Linked DNA regions of Homo sapiens: all the other regions are linked to region 4. A link is a loop called in an ENCODE intact Hi-C map of the cell type or tissue named here. Cell type or tissue: PC-3. All regions are shown on one strand.

What was found. Hi-C counts contacts between places; a loop is a spot of excess contacts. Peaks named below come from ENCODE experiments on the same cell type or tissue, not always from the same donor. Only the 100,000 strongest peaks of a DNase experiment are listed, where the experiment ranks them.
Region 1: a loop joins it to region 4, with 7 times the contacts of the local background. A loop is called at or near these places in 3 of 110 quality-filtered maps.
Region 2: a loop joins it to region 4, with 6 times the contacts of the local background. A loop is called at or near these places in 8 of 110 quality-filtered maps.
Region 3: a loop joins it to region 4, with 4 times the contacts of the local background. A loop is called at or near these places in 17 of 110 quality-filtered maps.

Annotation. Positions count from the first base shown.
Region 1 is chr7:24,947,734-24,952,733 of GRCh38, forward strand. All of the region lies in intron 1 of OSBPL3 (oxysterol binding protein like 3), which reads right to left. Among named protein-coding and RNA genes, the nearest start is that of OSBPL3, 30 kb to the right of the region's middle. RefSeq lists an enhancer at 2,873-3,372. In PC-3, no CTCF peak of the experiment used is centred here; no DNase peak of the experiment used is centred here.
Region 2 is chr7:24,919,710-24,924,709 of GRCh38, forward strand. All of the region lies in intron 1 of OSBPL3 (oxysterol binding protein like 3), which reads right to left. Among named protein-coding and RNA genes, the nearest start is that of OSBPL3, 58 kb to the right of the region's middle. In PC-3, no CTCF peak of the experiment used is centred here; a DNase peak (open chromatin) is centred at 2,872; H3K4me3 peaks cover 462 bases; H3K27ac peaks cover 2,709 bases.
Region 3 is chr7:24,879,647-24,884,646 of GRCh38, forward strand. The region is part of intron 2 of OSBPL3 (oxysterol binding protein like 3); the gene reads right to left. Among named protein-coding and RNA genes, the nearest start is that of OSBPL3, 98 kb to the right of the region's middle. In PC-3, a CTCF peak has its summit at 2,176 (motif pointing left); a DNase peak (open chromatin) is centred at 3,545.
Region 4 is chr7:24,817,408-24,822,407 of GRCh38, forward strand. It overlaps OSBPL3 (oxysterol binding protein like 3), which reads right to left. Exons shown (of 23, transcript NM_015550.4): 17 at 2,768-2,831. Among named protein-coding and RNA genes, the nearest start is that of GSDME, 62 kb to the left of the region's middle. In PC-3, CTCF peaks have their summits at 2,998 (motif pointing right), 3,213 and 4,062; DNase peaks (open chromatin) are centred at 3,024, 3,614 and 4,214; H3K4me3 peaks cover 1,324 bases; H3K27ac peaks cover 2,082 bases.

The DNA of each region.
Region 1 (5,000 bases), 130 kb after region 4:
AATATATGCATGTGTATATATGTATACATACATATCCAATTAAATCACACACACACACACACACACACACACACACTCATTGCATACTACCCATGTGCCAGATTCTGTGATCGGTGTTGGTAATTTGACACTGTACAGGGGAACAATATAATGTCCCCAAAGAGCTCTATCCATTCACTGTGTGCCAAAGATGCAAGAGATTATATCACAGATTAAGCTTTAAGAATGATTTTTTTAATCCAATGTTCATTTCTAAATCTTTTTCAAGAAATAAAAAAATCAAACTAAGACGACCTATCATATACCATACAGCAAGCTCACAGACCTATATAGAAATCCCTTGAGCTGGAGCTAACAACAAGGACACATCACAGAGAAACGGTCTCCCTTGGCTACGGAAGACAAAGCGAGAGAGAGAAGATTCTCAAGTGGTTTCAAGTCTGGGAATGATAGCCTAAAAAGAAAGTCTTAGGAGAAGACAGAAAAGTATTTTCAAATATTTGAAGCATTGTTGTACAGAAGACATCAGACTTATTCTACTTCAGAGGAAATAGCTGAAGTACTTCTATACAAAAGAATTAAACTTTTCTATTAATACTTCAGAAGGTAGACCTATGGCTTACAGGTGGAAGTCAAAGCAAGCAGATTTACCTCATTTTTTTTTTAAAAAGACCCTTCTAACAATTTGATAGCTCACAGCTGGAATGGGTTTCATGCAATGGTACTGAGTCACTGAAAAAGCTTTCAGAGGCTAAATGATGTCCATCAGCAAAGTTGTGTAGATTACAGAATCAGATGGTGTATAGGATTGGGTGATAATGCAATACCTTCTTCCAGCCCTATTCTATTATCCATTCTATGGAAGAGGATGTCTCCATCTTTTCTTTGAGTAAATAATTCCCAAATCATCTATTAAAAATCTCAGGATCCTTAATTCTACATCTTTACTTGGTATTTGTCTACCTAGGCTAATACTGAAGCCAGCTAATCTCACTAAGCCCTCTGTCATGAAGAGTGAAGAAAGACATCAGAAGTATCTTAACTGAGAGGGTAGATGGAGGTCCCTCAGGACAAGCTCTTCCGAGGTGTGGATACAAAGTATATGGCTGAATTATGAGTCATCACAGGAAATCAGTTGTTCGTAATAACAACACTGCTCCTAGTCAACAGAAACAGAAATTAATTAAACAATTTCCAGGAGGAGGTTTTAGATCTGGCTTTTATGATGTTAATGACTTATCAAAAGAGTCTGCATATCATGATGTCTCTAGACTTCTACTTCTTTATTTTTCCTTTGTAAACTGTGTCACACCAGGCGTATCTCACCATGAAAACATTGTGAGTAATCTCACCACACTGGGGAGAATTCATATTAGTAGTTGAGCGTAAATTCACCTAGAATTTATCAATTTGCTTATTCACGTTAACAGAACCACATTTTACACACTGTATAACCTGCCATTTTCATTTAACAATGTATTCCTGACATCTTTCCATAATATGACATACAGACCTACAGCATAGCTTCACAGTATTCATCACATACTGTGTTCCACCAAGTCTGGAACACACTCTTTCTCATATTTTAATATCTCTGACATTGGGTGTGTCTCACATTTAACAGCCATCATAGTTTACCTGGCAGCATATTTTCCTTCCTCAGTGGGACATTTTCTTTCTTAGTGGTACATAAATTAATGGGGGATCTTACAATTGACAGTCTTTGATTCAATGAAATAGGTTAGCTGAACTGTATATAATCAATCCATTTTGGATGTTGGCAGCAGATCCTCTTGATGTCCCCTTGTCATATTCCCTCCACCCACCTCTGATTTCAGCCATTGCCATGGCGGGGAGTTCAGAGTAGGGTGGCCTCAAGCTGACAGCTCCCACTAAAGACAGCATAAGTGTCTCTTTTGTCCCCAGAGCCTTCTTTGAAGCTGGGTGGCATCAACTCAGCCTGAAGGCAAGAGTGACCCAGAAAGGCGGAAGTACAAATGGCCCAGTGCACAACCTCAAGCAGAGGGGTACAGGGATGGCTGTGTAAATGCTCTAACTATAACACACTCTGTTATTATTGACTTTCTCCTTCCCTGCCTCTCTCCCCGCTCCCTCAGCGCTGCTTCCTAAGATCACCTCCCAAATAAATTATTTGCACCCAACTCCTTGCTTCAGGCTCTGCTTTCATGGGCCCCAAACTAAGCCCAGGCCTTATGGACTATTTCAACAGTCTCCAATTTATCAATACTTCATGCTTCAAAAATATGTTTATAAGTCAACAGCTTGGAATTTGCAATCCATTGTTTTCCCCACAGAAATGCTATTATAAATGATTAGATTCATAAGCCAGGTCATAAAAAGTATTCATAACAGCATGGAGTGCCAGCACAAAAGCTCCTAAGAAAACATGTCATTTTGCCACACTGCCTTTCTTTACCAGAATAAACATTAGTAATGCAATTAAGGCTCCAGGAACAAATATCCATCCACGTTGACATGTGCATACAAAAATACACACAAACACACACACACACATATTGGTGAAAGCAGATCTCTAGAGAATCGAAATGCCTGTATCAATATTCATTTAAGTCCTTATAACTAGGGCTTACAACTTGAAATCCAAGAAATATAGAAAGAGTTAAACTCATCAAAGGTCTCAAAAGGGAAAAACAGAAACTATTTAGTTCAATACACAAAACATGTAGGCCGGGCGCGGTGGCTCACGCCTGTAATCCCAGCACTTTGGGAGGCCGAGGCGGGCGGATCACGAGGTCAGGAGATCGAAACCATCCTGGCTAACATGGTGAAACCCCGTCTCTACTAAAAATACAAAAAATTAGCCAGGCGCGGTGGCGGGTGCCTGTAGTCCCAGCTACTTGGGCGGCTGAGGCAGGAGAATGGCACGAACCCAAGAGGCGAAGCTTGCAGTGAGCGGAGATCGTGCCACTGCACTCCAGCCTGGGCAACAGAGTGAGACTCCGTCTCAAAAAACAAAACAAAACAAAACAAAAACATGTAAAATTTCTTAGCCAAAGATGTTAAGGGTGAAATGAAAGAAAGAGGGTCATTCAGAACAAATTAGTGCAGAATTAAAGTGGTTATGTAATTTGGAACTCAAGTCACCACAGAGGACTGTTTAAAGTCAATGCTCAACAGTTAGAAGTCTGTTACAAAATCAGAGGAGACTGAACTTGAGTTGAAAAAAAAAATTAAGCTTCATATTTTATATAAAGCTAAGCCTTAAATCTGAATGAATGGATTAAAGTTGCATTTATATGATATTGTGTCAAAGCCCCATTAAATGATCATTTAATATTCAAAACAACGATCTCCCTCCCCACCACCAGCCCCAACAAAAAGAAAGAATCTCCCAAATCAAATTATTGATTGTAGCATCAAGAGGATGGAAAGTAGGAGAAAAGAAACGAAGAAATTTGAGATTATGGAATCAGACTGAAAGAAATCAATCAAAATCTTATCTAAAAATATTTGCTAGTGGCCTAATGTAAGTGGATCCTTAAGTGGGGTTTTTTCAAATTTCTTAAAAATAAAAATGCCTTTAAGTAAAAGCAACTCCTTGCTCAAGTAAAAAGTAAATCAAAATCACTTTTTCAATTATGCAGAATTTATATGTAACTTCATATTCCTTCTGGTAAAAAGAAAGGGGAAAAATGAAAAAGGTGAACCGAAAAATAAATCACTGAATGTTATTAAATATATACATCAAATCCATGACTACAGATGTGGGCACAAAAAATAAAAACACTTTTAGATCCAGGAAAGAAATCTGGTTTACAAAAGCCAGAAGACTATTAGTATTTATGACTTAAACTTAATTATTGTGCATATACACAAATCCCTTCCCCCTACCCACACACACAGGATTTTCTTCCCCCAAGTTCCCCAATTTAATGGTAAAGACGTAAGCTTTGAGCTTAAAACAAGAAATATTCTTTCATTTTGTTCTTCCATGTAAGGGCTGACAAACACACCACGGGGGAGAAACCTGTATTAATGATCCTCATAGCTTGCAAGAAAAACTATTAATTTCAGTCTAAACAAACACAAACAGGGACAAAACATTCTAGACATAAACCTGCTGCAGAAGCTCTCCAAAATCACAACACCCACGGTACATCTTTCAGCTCAAATGAATAAACACTTCCAGTGAGACCTCAAATGTTTTCTTTTTTTTAAAACATAAAAAGGAATCATTTTATTCCAACATGAATGAGACTGTAGAGAGCTCTAGTACTGTTGACAGCAACACTTCTTGGGGATATTATTAACTGGATTATAACATCTAATAACTAAAAGGAAGAACACGAATGAATGTAGAGGGGCCTCCCCACCGGCCATTCTTTCAAGCTTCAAAAAAGGAGCTCAGACTTTGAGTAAAGTCTTAGTCTTGGAATGCAATAGGCAGGAGGCACTTGAACTACCCAGACACTGAAATGATGCACAAAATTCTGCTCAATAGGCTGATATTTCATGTGGGTTAGGATCTGTAATCTAAACAGAATTAAGAAAAAAAATTAAGAAGCTAAGCACAACATAAATAGTCCAACTTTTTATTTTAAGGACAGAGAAACTGAGGCCCACAAGGCTCAAGTTTTGCCCAATGTCATGTAATCACTAATCATATACCGGTTATCTAGGTCTCCTGACATTCAATACAATGCCCTGTAGCAAACCGAAACCTCAGAAACCTCAGAAGGTATGGTCTAATCTAACATGTCTAAAATATTATTTGTAATACCCTTAAAGAATATCCTGAAATTGGATGAAATTTTAGATGTTGCTCTATAAATATGGAAAGATGCTCATATGAGCCACCTTTGGAGACTAGGTACTCAAATTTATCATGTATCTCAATACGGTTCATGCCAGGCATATGTATATTCACATGCAAAATCCTGCAACATTCTTAACTGTGCATTACATCAACTCTATAGAGATTATGGTAAGGTTATTTCCAGGATTCTAGGCCTGCCCTA
Region 2 (5,000 bases), 100 kb after region 4:
AAGAAAATAAAAAGGCAATCCACAGAACGAGAGATAATATTTGCCAATCATCTGATATGGGTCTAGTATGCAGAATAAAGAACTCTTACAACTCAATAATAAAAAAACAAATAATCCAATATTTTAAACAGGCATATAACTACAATAGACATTTCTCCTCCAAAGAAGCCACAAAAAATGGCCAATAAGCACATGAAAAGATGCTCAATGTCATTAACCATAAGGAAATGCAAATCAAAACCACAATGATGTACCACTAAAATGTTTATATAAAATTATTTACTTAACAGACAATAACAAGTGTTATCAAGGATGTGGAGAAACTGGGACCTTACACAGTTTGATGGGAATGCAAACTTTGGAAAACCTTCTAGCAGTTCCTGAAAATGTTAAACATGGAGTTACCATGTGACCCAGCAATTCCACTCCCAGGTATAAACCCAGACATATGAAAATGTATGTCTACATGAAATCTTATTCAGGAACGTTCATAGTAGCATTATTTATAATAGTCAAAAAGTAGAAAAAGCTAAATATCTACTAACTGAATACATAAATAAAAAGTAGAATATCCACACAATATTATTTCAGCCATAAAAAGGAATTAAATAGTGAGTCATGCTACAACATGTATGAACATGTAAAACATTACACTAAGTGAAGGAGGACAGATTTTTTAAAGGCCATATATTGTATGATTCCATTTATATAAAATGTCCAGAATAAGCAAATCTATAGAGACAGAAAATAGAAAAATGTTTGCCAGGGGCTGGCTAGAGGCAGAAGGAAACAAAGTAATATGGAGTTTCTTTTTGAGTGATAGAAATTCATTAGATAGTGGTGATGGTAACATGACTCTGAATATACTAAAAAATATTACTGACATACATTCTAGAAGAGTAAATTCTGTAGTATGTGAATTATATCTAAATGTAAAAATCCCTTGAAAACTCCAACAAGGAAGTTATGAAAACCCCACCAAGACTGCTTTAAAATAGCAAGCTCAGTTGAAAACAAATGACCAAATAAAATCAACATGGGACCCTGTGATTTCGGATCAGCCTATATAAAGCCTATTGAATCTATACCATCTAGTGAACTCATGGAAATGAAAGAATTAAACAGCAAAAGTCAGAGGTCAAATTCAACTTCTACACATGGAAACACCTGTACAAATTATGATAAGACTTGTCAATCCTGCTGCCACATTAGTCATCCTAGAACTCACTTGAGAGGTTGTTGACAATTATATCCAGTAATGAACCTGGGGTCTTCTAAGATCCCAAAGGCTTTCTTCTATCCCAAGAGGCAGCACCAGCTTAGATCTCTGAGCATTTATTTATGTGTAATCCAAGGTCTAATGAAAATCTTTACAGAATGACTAAAAGCCTAATCTGGATGTGACATGAAAATGACTTTCAAACTCTGAAACAATTGGTTGATCTTTGCTCTATATGCTTGCTTTACATTTAGCAGTGACTCAAGCCCACATTAAAAAAAAAGTTACAACAACTCTAATTCTCAGAAATACCACGATGTAGGCTAAAATAGATACACATATGTACACCCATATTCACACAAACCAACCCATCACGAATCCAAAGAATGACATAGGCTAATGAAAAGCCTGAACTGCATTGTCTGCAGACAAAAGAACAACATGAATAGGGCAAGCACAGATAATCCCAACTTTTGAGGCTGAGTTCCAAAAGGTAATTGTAAATCACCTCTTTGACACTACTCAAAACACATTTTTTCATAGACGTTTGGTCATGTGCCCAGGCCAGCCCAGAGAGGCCTATGCAATGCACTTAAAGCTAAACACGCCTTCCAAGGTCAACTCCAGAATGTAGCTCAGAAGTGGCAGCATCCTGGCTGCAGCAGCAGGAAGTAGAAACAGTGTACCCTCTAGGGTACCTCTCAGTTACCCTAAACTGAGGAGCAAATACAGGGCGTGGTCCACATTGGGAATCCCATCCTACTCCCACTGAGACATATAAATCCTTAACAAGGGATCTCTAAAGGCTGAGAGAAGGACCTGGCTTCCTAGTACTATCCCAGAGTTCTAACCTCAGTACAATTCTGCTAATTTGGAAATGAAAACAAACAAGAGTTCACATTATGGGATTTTAAAGAACCTTCCATTCTTACAGAGAGCCAAATTGCTGGATTTTTCAAAAATGTATTTTGTAAGGAAGATACATGAAAAGTAGATTAGGAAAAGTAGATTCGTGACTTTTGGCAGCTTCTCAACATCTATGATCAATACAGATTCAATTTTTCACCACCTTTATGTCTCACGTCCAGCCAAGAGGCTGGTACACAGCAGCCACCTCAAAAACGCTTGTGGAATCTCTATACTTCTAACATTGTTAGTATTGTGAATGCAATTTACTTTTTAAATACTGTAAAGTAACTTACATACAGTGTGACGGGGATTAACAGGATTGGCCTGGCCTCAGAAAAGACATTATTTAGGTGAGAAACAGAAAATAGAAGGTTAACAAATACAAACTACAAGCACTGTACTATCTGGACTGTGTTACAAAAAGTCCTAGAAGGGCACAGTGAGGGGGACTGGGGAGAGCACAAACTTTCGTGTTAGAAAGGTGGCTTGTCCTTACCAGCAATGTGACCTTGAGCAAATCTGCTTCCTTGTGCCTTGATATTCTCAACCAGGGAACAATTCCCTCTCAGGGGAATTGTATGGCTGAGTGACCAGCGTGGGAGGGAAATTAAGTTTTCGGTGGATACTGTGGTGCTTTTAGAGTTTGATTCTAGAAACATGACTTTCTCATTAAACAATTAAATACATAAAATGCACTATGTGATTCATCATTACAGTAAACCCCAAGGGAAGTGTGTAAAATGCCAGGCTGCTCTCCCTAACCTTTCCTCCATTTCCTTATGCCCTCTTCTTGTTCTCCTGTGACTTCCACAGACCTGCCAGCTCTGCCCTGGTCCTCAGTCTGACCTCATTCTAGCCTGACCACCTGCTTCACAGCCTTGCTATGAACTCTGTTCTTTGCACGTAATCCCCTAGTCCTGCTTCAGGCTTCAGGTCAAGGATCTCTGTCCAACCCTGTCCCTGCTGCCCTCACCCTCTTGGTGAAAGTGACAGACCACCCTCTCAGGGAGAACCACAGGGCTAATTCTGATTCCAAAGCAAGCTTATTACTTTAGGGTCGATGCAGCAAACAAACAAAAAAGCAAGTTTGCTTACAGTTTTGGCAGTCGAAGAAAAAAAGGAAAAGAATAAGAAAAAGAAAAAAACATATAAACATGACCATCAGAGATACTCTACACTATAACCACTACATACTTCCCCGCCCCAACACACACACAGAATCAGAGGTGGAACCAATTAAGCGAATCTTCCTCAGTTCAGAACAGCAAATCTAATCCTAGAAGATAGTTTCCATCAATCACAATAGGTTATCTATCTAGAAAGGGCCATCACTAGGCCCACAGAGGAGCCCAAGCATGCCTGTTGACCTCTCTCTACAGAGTGGAGCTCCTCAGGACTGGGGAGTCAGAGCTAGAAGAGCGTCTCTGCTCCTCAGCAACCTGCTCCTAGAACCAGCCTCTTCCACTCTCAGGGTGAATCAGCATCCAGGTCTGTGCCTCATGTCTCCCTGTCCACTGGAGTAACCCCAACAAAGGGTAGCCACTGTGCTGACCTAGCTGAGCCAACCAGATTCCCTTCCTCAGAACGTGGAAGTATTTCGAAGTTAGACACACAGGGACCTAGGCAGACTCTGAAGACCACTGAACTCAGTAGATGGGTAGGACTGCCAGGGCAGCTATTTTTAACCATGAGCTGGGCAAGCAGGGATGAGTATGGGACGGCAGGGCAGAGAGAGGGAGGGAGAGACTAAAAGATAAGAGAGATTGACAGACAGGAGTCCCAGAGAAATACAGAGTGTGAGGCACAGAGACAGGCAGACAGACAGCACGCACATGCAATGAGACAGGGGCAGGCAAATAGAAACCCAAAGGAGACCAGGAAGATGCGGAGCTGCAGTGGGGCAGGCGGGCGGCCGGGTGGGGAGAAGAGAGATCTTCATGGGGCTCTGTCTGCTGAGTGGGAGGCCCTCCTGTGTCACAGCAGTGCTTCCTGCTGCCTGCCAGGGGCTCTGAGAGCTGCCCCCTTGCATCACTCCAATCAACCCTCTCTTACCTGATCCAGTCTATTTCTCACTTATGAAATCTAGAAAAACAATTTCAAATATCAACACCTAATGAGAAGCAGCACTGGCAATTTTGACACATATTGTGGATAAATAAGTTAAAATATCTGGGAAACCTACTTGGCTATCACTAACAAAATTCTATAAAATATTGATACCTTTGGACTCAATGTTTATAATAGGAAAAAGTGTATACAACCTCAATGCCCAACAGTAGAAGAAAAGTTAAGCAAATTAAGACCAAAATACGTTTACTTCATGTGGTGAATAATATCACCTCTAAAAAGATTTATGGTTAAGAGAAAAATGCTGAATATAAAAGTACATAGAACTATGTAAAAATGTACACTGAAAATAAAGACCACAAGAAAATACCGAGGGAGATAATAGGAGGCCACATTTGGGTGGCAACGCTAAGAGATTTTTTCTTCCTCTATACGTTCTCTGTATTTTCAACATTTTTATAATGAGAATATATTCAAGATGATATATTACGTAAAAAACAAATAGAATAAAGAGCGAAAAAGTAGTAAGAGTCTAACTCCGATACACTTTTGTACTTGTGACTTTCCTATTGCTATGATACCCAGTACGGATTCCTACACAGAACTGGTTCTAAGAATTGCCGTCATCTGGCTAAGCTTCTTCCCGGTATTGCTATGGTGACATTTACTTAGTAAACATTTCCTCAATGCCTGCCCACTTTGTACAAGGTTGAGTTTAATGGCTGCTGATACTCTGATGGGCTACTCGCTACCCATACTTTCTGAGACAGCCAATTCCATTTTTAAGTGTTTGGGTGACACTGAT
Region 3 (5,000 bases), 62 kb after region 4:
CAAGGAGATAAAATCCTGTGGGCTGCCAGCTCTGTCAGTGGCTCCACCTGAGGTCATTCCCATCCTGAGTTTCCAAAGAGAAAAACGCTTTCCAACTGTATTGACCACAGACGGATTTATAATTAAAATAGCATTAATAAAAACACTTCAATGTACATATGACTATTTCCACGCTGTTGATCACTCACTCAGCATTTATGGCTACAATTACTTTGGCATGTTTTTAGGCCCCTCAGATATATTGGGAAGCCATTAATATTTGTTAAATATTCCCCTAATTGTATCAAGCCCCTTAAAGCTACAAACAGCATCTTCTATGCATTTTTCTCTCCTCCTAATGCTCTGTTCGGTAAGCAGGGTCTCTTAGACTATTAAAGATGAAAACATCCAGCCCATAAATGTCATTCCTCTCTGGCCATGCAGCCCACTGGGGTGGTGATGGGGTTTTTATAGTTGCTATTGTGGTAGTGATTATAGTTATAAAAGTGACAACTACTATTTTTTTAATATATGTACCTTGTGGTGATTCTATAATGAAAGCATTATTATCCTCATTTTACAGATGAGAAAATTGAAGCTCCAAATTAGTTTGTGCAAGATCACAAACTATTAAGAGGCAGAACCCATTTGCAGACTGCGTCTTGAGATCCCACGCAGAACCTCGCAGCTGAGTGTCCACTGTGGATAAGATCACCTAGAAGCAAACTAGCACTCAGCTGAGCCCATCCAGGGCCACCTACTGACCCTCCCCTACCAGTCCTGCCTCTCACCCCCCTACTCTCTCCCCCAGCGGAACAAGTCTGTCTTTTGTTCCAGGGGCATGTTTCTGCCCTCCATACACTTGTGGCTTAGTCAATAAAGACAAGATAGCTCTGTCCACCCAAGTGACTCAAGGGTCTCTTCTGAGTTTTTCTCTTGCCTTCAAAGTACACCATAATGATTGGCTTTCCTGTACCATCATGGAATATTTAAGTCTCAGAGTGTGACACAGAATGAAGAAGTCATTTACCCAGCTCTTTCATTTAGAGATGAGGAATCTATGCTGAGTGATTTGTTTGGGGCTGCGAAAAATGAGTGAGGGGCTTTTAAGGACCAGGACCCAGGTCTTTTGACTCCAACTCATGAGCACACACCTTGTATGAAGGGGAGAAAAACTCCAAAACAGGCTCCTGTGTGAATGGGACTGGGGCCTGAGGTGAGATATTTTTCCTTTTTATATCACCCAGGACTGTTTTAATATTTTACCTTTATTATATTTTAATTTAAAAAAAACCTTTCAGTGACATGTCACAGAGCCCTGCCCTTTGGTGTCTGAGCACAGAAGAGAATCACAGACTCTGCACTCAGATATAATACTCTTGTATGCCAACTACAGGGCATTCATGACTCTTCAAGGAGACCCACTGCTTTGCTGGACAGCACCAGCTGAGAACAGTGCTCTCTCTTACAGAGTGCTCAAAACTATTTTTTCAGAGCTAATTGAAATTTGCAATCAAAGCAGAGATACATTCTGACTAATCAACACATGCATGACTTAGAATCACAGGAGTAGGTGGCAGAAGTTTAGCACAATAAACTCTTCTTTATCTTGATCCAAATCAGAAGTGAATTATTTTCACAGTGCTACACAATAACTGGTTCTCATAATGAGAACCTAGTGACAATGTTAAGATCTCAGAGAACTTTACAAATCAAAGAAGGAATGACTTTAGTGCCAAGTATGTTATAGTCCAGTTTGTAACGGAGCTTCTTTTTAATAGGGGGGTCCCTGCTTAAAGGTCCAAAGCTCATTATCAGGAACTAGAGATACAAAGATGTAAAATCAAGTGCTGGATCTCAAAAAGCTAACATACATTACAAATGTTAATAAAAGGGATACCACAAGGTTGAAAATTTGTAAATTGTCAAATGGGAGATTCACACAAACCTGCTGCAGGAGTTCAGACAGGCATAATCTCCAAAGCCTAGATCCACATGAGCTGGGACTCCCAGAAAAAATGACACACAGTAAGCAGCAGGGTGTCTTAGATTCCTGAGGCCAACTTGATGAGCAGTCACAAACTTTGGTGGCTTAAATAAACAGATATTTATTCTCTAGCCGTTCTGGAGGCCAGAGGTCCAAAATCAAAGTGTTGGCAGGTCCACGCTCCCTCTGGAGGATCTCAGGGGGATTCATTCCTTGCTTCTCCCTCTGGTGGCTGCCAGCATTCCATGGCATGGCTTGGCTTGTAGCTGCATCACTCCAATCTCTCTCTCCACCATCACATCACCTTTTCCTCTATGTCTGTCTTCTCCCGAACGTGTTTCTTATAAGGACATTTGTCAGTGAATTTAGGGCCCACCTGGATAATCTGAGCTGCCCTACTCATCTCAAATCCTTAAATTAATTACATCTGTAAAGGTCCTTTTTCCAAATGTGGTAACATTCACAGCTTCCAGCATTAGGATGTGGATACATCTTTTTCTTTTAAAACAGTGTATATATTTATAGGGTACCTGTGCAATTTTCTTACATACACAGTTTGCATAGTGGTCAAGTCAGGGCTTTCAGGGTATCCATCACCACGTACATTGTGTCCATTACCTAATTTCTCCCCCTCCTCCCTCCCCCACCCTCACCTGCTGAGTCTCCATTATCTAGATCATTCCACTCTCTATGTCCACCTGAATACATTTTTTAGCACTCACTTATGAGAACATGTGATATTTGTCTTTCTGTGCCTGGCTTATTTCACTTAAGATAATGACCTGGTCCAGTTCCATCCATGTTGCTGCAAAATACATGATTTCACTCTTTTTGATGGCTCAACAGTATTCCATGTGTGTATATATTTTCGTCATCCATGCAATCATTGGTGGAAACAGGTTAATTTTATATCTCTGATATTGTAAATACTGATGCAATAAACATATGAGTGCAGGTACCTTTTAGATATATTTATTTCTTTTCCTTTGGCAAGATACCCAGTAGATCACATGGTAGTTCTTTAGTTCTTTGGGAAATCTCCAGACTGTTTTCTGATGAGGCTGTACTAATTTACATTCCCATTGACAGTGTGAAAGAGTTCCCTTTCTTCTGCATCCTCACCAACATGTTGTTGTCTTTGTATTAATAGTCATTTGACTTATATAAGATGATATCTCATTGTGGTTTTGATTTGCATTTCCCTGATGATTATGTTGAACATTTTTTCATATACTTGTTGGCCACTTGTATGTCTTCTTTTGAAAAATGTTTATTCATGTCCTTTGCTTGTTTTTTAATGAGATTATTTGTTTTTTGTTGTTGTGGTTGAGCTGTTTGAGTTCCTTGTATATTCTGGATATTAGTTCCCTGTTGGAAGCATAGTTTGCAAATATTTTCTCCCATTTTGCAGGTAGTCTGTTCACTGTTTTCCTTTTGCTGTGCAGAAACTTTTTAGTTTAATTAAGTAGGAAGTGAACATGTCTTTTTATGATTCAGCTCACTACACAGGGCCCCAGGGACCACGGGGCCAAGATGTGCCAGGAATGTGATTCATCTGAAGTAGGAACAGAGAGGAGGTGATTTAGGGTGATGTGGGCTTGTGAACAGATGCAGTGGAAAACACAGCTGAACTTGACGGTAGGGCCAGGGTGTAGGTTTTAGAGGGATATCAGATGACACTAGGGAAGTCTTCTGTTGTGCCTCTGTCCTACTTCTTGCACTGTCACTTCTGGACCTTTAGTATTTTAATATTATCAAATTACTGAAGCAGACTTTCCCCTCCCCAGGAAAGAGCTATTGAATCGGTCAGCTCAGTTCACATTTGCATCAATAGCTTCTTGAGAACATTCCATTACCTTGTACAGCTGCTATGCTGTGCTCTCAACCAGAGCATCTGGGCCAGGGTTCTGCCTTCCTGTATCTTAAATGTGCCCACTGCCAACCATGAATAAATATATTTATTTTCTTAAGGCATCCCATGCAGTTTTCATCAAAGTAATATTTCTAAATCTCACCCAAATATATTTGCTGTGATTATTATTCCAGGATTGCAGAACAATACAGACAGTTCAGCAACTTTCTGGAAGTGTTTTAAGATTTCAGTTTCTCGTGATCTTCAGAGTGTGGAATGCAGCTGACAGTCTGTCATTTGTGGATGTGGAGAGGAACAAAGAAGTCCTGACAACTCAAATATGTCATTTGAGCTGATACTTTAACCTCTTCTGATATCAAATGTTTGTTTGTGTCTTATAAGACTTACTCAGAGTGGAAATATATTGAGAGCTCAGTCTTATTTCTTCAGCCTTCCTGCCTCTGAGGTATGTTATAACCATAGGGGTGGCTAAAAGGTCAGCAGTAAGGAGGAGAAGTAAAAGGCCCAGAAAATGAGAATCTAGAAAACTATAAGAACTATATAGTTAATTATTTTTCTCAGTGGGGTCCACTAGAAAACAAACAAACAAACAACAACAGCAACAACAAAAAAAAACAGCTCCAGGCAAACAGGGATCCTAAGGCTACTTCAATCATCCACGTTCTTCTTGGCCCTGCATTCATAAAGATGTGAGCTGAGGGAGGCTTGTTTAAATAACAACCATTTGTACATAAGGCATGGAACTTGAATTAACTTCTGAAGAAGTCTTCTAGCATCTAAAGAAACCCAGTGCTCTCCAAACAGTTGGTTGCCGGGTCACCTACCATTTATTAGCCATGGGACTCCAAACAAATCAGTTAATATCTTTGGGCTGTATTTCCTTTCCACAGTGGGGGAAACATTACAGACCCCACTGAGTTGTGCTGAGACTCCAAAGGGTAGCATGAAAGGATATTATGAGCTGTGAAGATGCTATCGGAGAGTTTTCACTTCGAGTGTCCCATGCTGAGTCTTCCTGAGAGCAGCCTAGACACAAGCCAAGCTGCCTGCCCCTGCACTGTGCCACCCACCTCCCAGCTGAAAAGATGAAGCAGGGAAGCAGCTGTGACATTGCTTAAGGGCTCCCGGGACTCCTCTGCTCACAAAAGGCGAATGTTTATT
Region 4 (5,000 bases):
TCAGGAGGCTGAGGCAGGAACCCAAGAGGTGGAGGTTGCAGTGAGCCAAGATCATGCCATTGCACTCCAGCCTGGGTGATGGAGTGAGATTCTGCCAAAAAAAACAAAACAAAACTGAAAACGAAAAACAATGGGCTCTCCAAGCCTGGCTAAGAGTCTGGTTTGTGTGCACTGAGTGGAAATAATCAGGCCACTGATGTGATTAGACATGGACCTTGCAAAGGCAATTGGAAGCCATATGGAGAATGGAACAGGAGTAGGAGAGAGGAGAAGCAAGGCGACAAGTTAAGAGGCTACTGCAATTGCCCAGGGGATAACAAACGGGATGAAGGGAACCAAGACAACAGACGCGGGGAAGTGAGTGAGCCCAGAAATACTAAAGAAGAAGAAATAGGCACTAGGTCAACTAGGTGACAAGTTAGATACAGACTGAAAAAGAACGAATTTATGAACAATGTCAGATTTCTCTAACTTGCAATGAATGGTGGTACCAACAGAGAAGCCAGGAAATAGAAAAAGAACAGCAAGAGGATCCCATCTGGCTGCTGCACTGAGGATCTACAGATCACAGGGAAATCAGGGTTGAAGCAGGGGGGACAGTGGGGAGCCCTGGCTGGGGTCCAGGTGAGAGAGGTGGGTCTGGGACCAGCGAGCACAGTGGGCCTCATATTGTTTAATCCTATTTATATAAAATGCCCCAAACAGGCACATTTATAGGCTGGGGAATATTGAGAGAAATGGGGCAGGTGGCAGAGGGGGTGGATAATATTTGCTAAAGAGGATTCTTTTTGGAGTGATGAAAATGTTCTAAAATTAACTGTGCTGATAACTGCACAGTTTATTAAATTCACAATTCTGTGAATAAAAACCATTGAATTGTACACTTTACACGGGTGAATGATATGGTATATAAGTTATATGTTCATAAAATTGTTACCAAGAGAAAAAAAAGATAGATGGCTGTTTAAAGCTAAAGTATTAACAATGTACTACATGGTTTATGATATACAGAAGACGTATGAAAAAATAGTAGAGAGGTTGGGAAGGGAAAATGGAAGTATACTTCTGTAAATCTCACTATATGAAACTGGCATAATATTATTTGATGATATTAAAAATATATAACATAAATCCTAAAGTAACAACTTTAACAAGAAACAAAACAGGTAAGTATAGCTAATAAGCTAACAGGGGAGATGAAAGAGAATGATAGAAATTATTCAATCCAAAAGGCAGAGAAAGAGGAAACGGAGAACAAAGAACAGATGTGACAAACAGAAAAGAAACATCATGAGGGCAGATTTAAGCCCAGCTACATCTACAATCACAACAAACGGAAATGGTTTACACAACCTACATAAAAGGCAGAGAAATGTCAGGCTGGGTTACAAAGCAAGATTTGGGAATCCTAGGCCCATGGAAATAGGTAGATTGCTCAGGAAAAGGCTGATGGGGAAGTATGGCCTAGGAGAAGGATGCTAAGGCTGAGAAGGGAAGGATGTAACACAGGAGCACACAAAACTACTTTGAGAAGACCCCTCGCATTAAAAAAAAATCCAACTTTTGGCTGGGCGCAGTGGCTCATGCCTGTAATCCCAGCATTTTGGGAGGCCGAGGCAGGCGGATCACAAGGTCAAGAGATCAAGACCATCCTGGCCAACATGGTGAAACCCCATCTCTACTAAAAATACAAAAATTAGCTGGGCATAGTGGCGCATGCCTGTAGTCCCAGCTACTCGGGAGGCTGAGACAGGAGAATCACTTGAACACGGGAGACGGAGGTTGCAGTGAGCCGAGATCGCACCACTGCACTCCAGCCTAGCAACAGACTGAGACTCCATTTCAAAAAAAAAAAAAAAAAATCCAACTTTTGAAAAAACAAAGAAGAGGTGCTTATAGCATGAGTGAGATTTACCAATTAGGAGGCTAGGAACCTTATGAGAATATTTCCAGAGGGTTTTGGTGAGAGAGCAGTTTTAATTTTAAACTTTAATAGCAAAGGTGAAGAAAGAAAACCATGGTACTTGTCACTTTAAACTGGAAATACTGATTGCCTCCAAAGAGAGAAACTGAGTGGCTGGGGAAGGGGGTTACAGTATACTGTTTCGTACTTTTAAAGTTTAATAGACTGCGTGTGTGTGTGTGCCTGTGTGTGTAAAGGTAACGTGTGATATCACTAGTAGCAGAGAAAAATATTTTTAAAATGTATATGTGCTCACTGTCCAAAAACCTAGGATGCTTATATGTTCCTTCTACAGTACACTTTTTTTTAATAAATTGAGAGATTAACAAAATTAATCCATCTAGGAAATATCTATAGCCTTATTTATTCTTTAGAAGATTTACCCACCCAACCCCAACTCAAAATATAAACTGAACAAAATTTTAGGAACAATCATCTCAAAAATGAAAAGAAGTAAGCAATGTAAAACACGACTTCAGAAATAAAATTTAAGTTTGACAAAAGCTGAAAACCCCTCTGCTGTCTACACTCTGATAAACAACTGTAAATATTTAATGTCTCTTGAAATATGTGAGGCATTTCAAATGATTTTTACATAAGATAAAGTTACAGAAATAAATGGAGGTGGCTCAGATAAACTAAGTGAGAGATGAGAGGCAAGAACAGGTGGCGCAGATCCTTCCAACCAGGCCCAAATCCAAGGACCACTTTTGATCTCAGTAAGAATTGACAGCAATTCTTGGATAAAATAAATAGATAACATATTACACAATATGATGGAAGTAAAATGTATTAGCACATTACCTTGCCAGAAAACAAAATTTCTAGACTCAGCATGACACGCAGAGATAGGCGGATGGTGGCTGACCTGATGGAAACAAAGGACAGAAAAACAAAAAATGAATGAACTTTTGTGTCTCATGAAATCCATTCTTTCTCCCCTGCACTGAGATGTAACAGCGTGCAATGCTGAACTGAAGGAAAAACTTCTTTAGTTTCCCTCATCAAGTGTGTCCTCAAGAGGGCGCTCCTGATACAGTCAGCTCCCACTTGCTCAGATTGGTCAAGGCTGAGGGGAAGGCCCTTGAACGGAAGCCTCCAGAAGCCTCCGTGGGAGGGCGGCCAGGTGGCGAGTGATGAGGATAGAGGCGCATTTTGAAAGACATAAAAATAAAAACGGAGACATGTGAGGACTGCTCATCCATAACATATAATCTGACATTGGCTACCAATGTCAACATCTCTTATTAGCTGTTCTGAAAGTAGCTGCAGATGTTTTAATTAAGATATCAAATAACAAGTATTTTAAATGCAACCCAAAATGTTCTTCCTCGGGCTCAGCCAATTTAACTCTTGAAAACTCTGCATCATAAAGTCCAGCCTCTTTTCAAATCACCTACAAGAAGACCAATGCAAGGTAATTTTTTTAAAAAAGAGTGTTTCTATTAAAAAAAAAAAAGGTAAACACAATTGTTGAGGAAATGTTAGTCAACTGTTAAGAAATTTTATTTATTTTTGGTCTAATAAAACTATCTTAAGCAAATAAGTAATCTCATTCCAGAAAAGAGAATCCCCTGGAGCAGAGAGTGCCCTTTGGCAAGGGGTCATTACTCATTTTATTCAGCAGTGAAGAGGCTGAAGAGAAAATGGCTCCTCCCTCTATTTCCTCATCTCAGTCACACTCAGGGAACGTTGAGAGGTGTATATGCTGTCATTCTAATTCAGCACTGGTGAAACCACAGTAATGCTGCCAAGGGTGTTTCCAGAAAGTTCTCTGATGTAGCTGATTCTTAACAGAGGTGTCTTACATTGAGAGTATCTAGCTCAAAGCCTGCACCTTATAAACGAAGAGACTGAAACCAGAAAGATAAAGTAACATTTCCCAAGCCACACCAATAGTCAGGGAAGAGGTAGCGGTAAGTCCCAGCAGTTTTGGTTTACCTCACTGGTTTTCAAACTTTGCAAAAAGAAGAAAAAAAATGTTTTAAGCAGCTGTACAGTTTTCAGACCCGTCTTATCAAGAACCCAGAATACTGAGCCCTTGCTTGAGATAAACAGGTGGGGAGGAAGGGAGGGCAGTGGGTGACAAATCCACAGCTGTTCACCTTCCTTGGGACCCTCAGCTGAGGAACATGGTTTGAAAACTACTTCTGTATGCCAGGCCTCCAGCAGGAGGACTGCACGGCTGGGAGGATGTGGTCACACACGCCACACCCAGATGTGACTCATGGGATTACAGCCGTACCAGTGTGGGCCAAAGAAAGGTAGAGACAAAGACGTAAATCATGTAGGCATCTTTCAGATTCCTCAATAAACACCAACGCCAGCTGCAATACAAAGCAGGAGACTCAAATCTGCTGCTCTTTGGTTTGTCTTAGTTCCCATGTGCCTCCTAAGAACGTGAGCCCTTCTGTGCCTGTGGGATTTTCAAGGGCAACTTTCACTTCAAGCACTGACTTAGAAACCTAATCCCATAATGTAACTCTCTGATTTCCTTTGATGTTGTCTTTTTTCTTTTTTTGAGACAGGGTCTCCCTCTGCCACCCAGGCTGGAGTGCAGTGGCACAATCACAGCCCACTACAGCCTTGACCTCCAGGGCTCAAGTGATCCTCCTGTCTCAGCCTCTCAAGTTGCTGGGACTAAAGGTGTGTGCCACCACGCCCGGCTAATTTTTTCACTTTTTGTAGGGATGGGGTCATGCTATGTTGCCCAGACTGGTCCGGAACTCCTGGCCTCAAGTGATCTTCCCACCTCAGCCTCCCAAAGTGCTGGGATTACAGGTGTGAGCCACCATATCCAGTTATCTTTTTTAAAAAAATCCTACCACTTGGAGATACCTTATATTAAAAAATGCTACATTCTTCTCCTTTTCTTCACTAGCTGTCTTTCGATGAAAACAACGGAGCTAGCTTTGAAACCATGGGATCATATAAAACAAAATCAAGGTGCAGTGGCATAGCCCTGTAATTCCAGCTACTTGGGAGGCTGAGGCAGAAGGATCCCTTGAGCCCAGGATCCAGGAGTTCAAGACCAGCC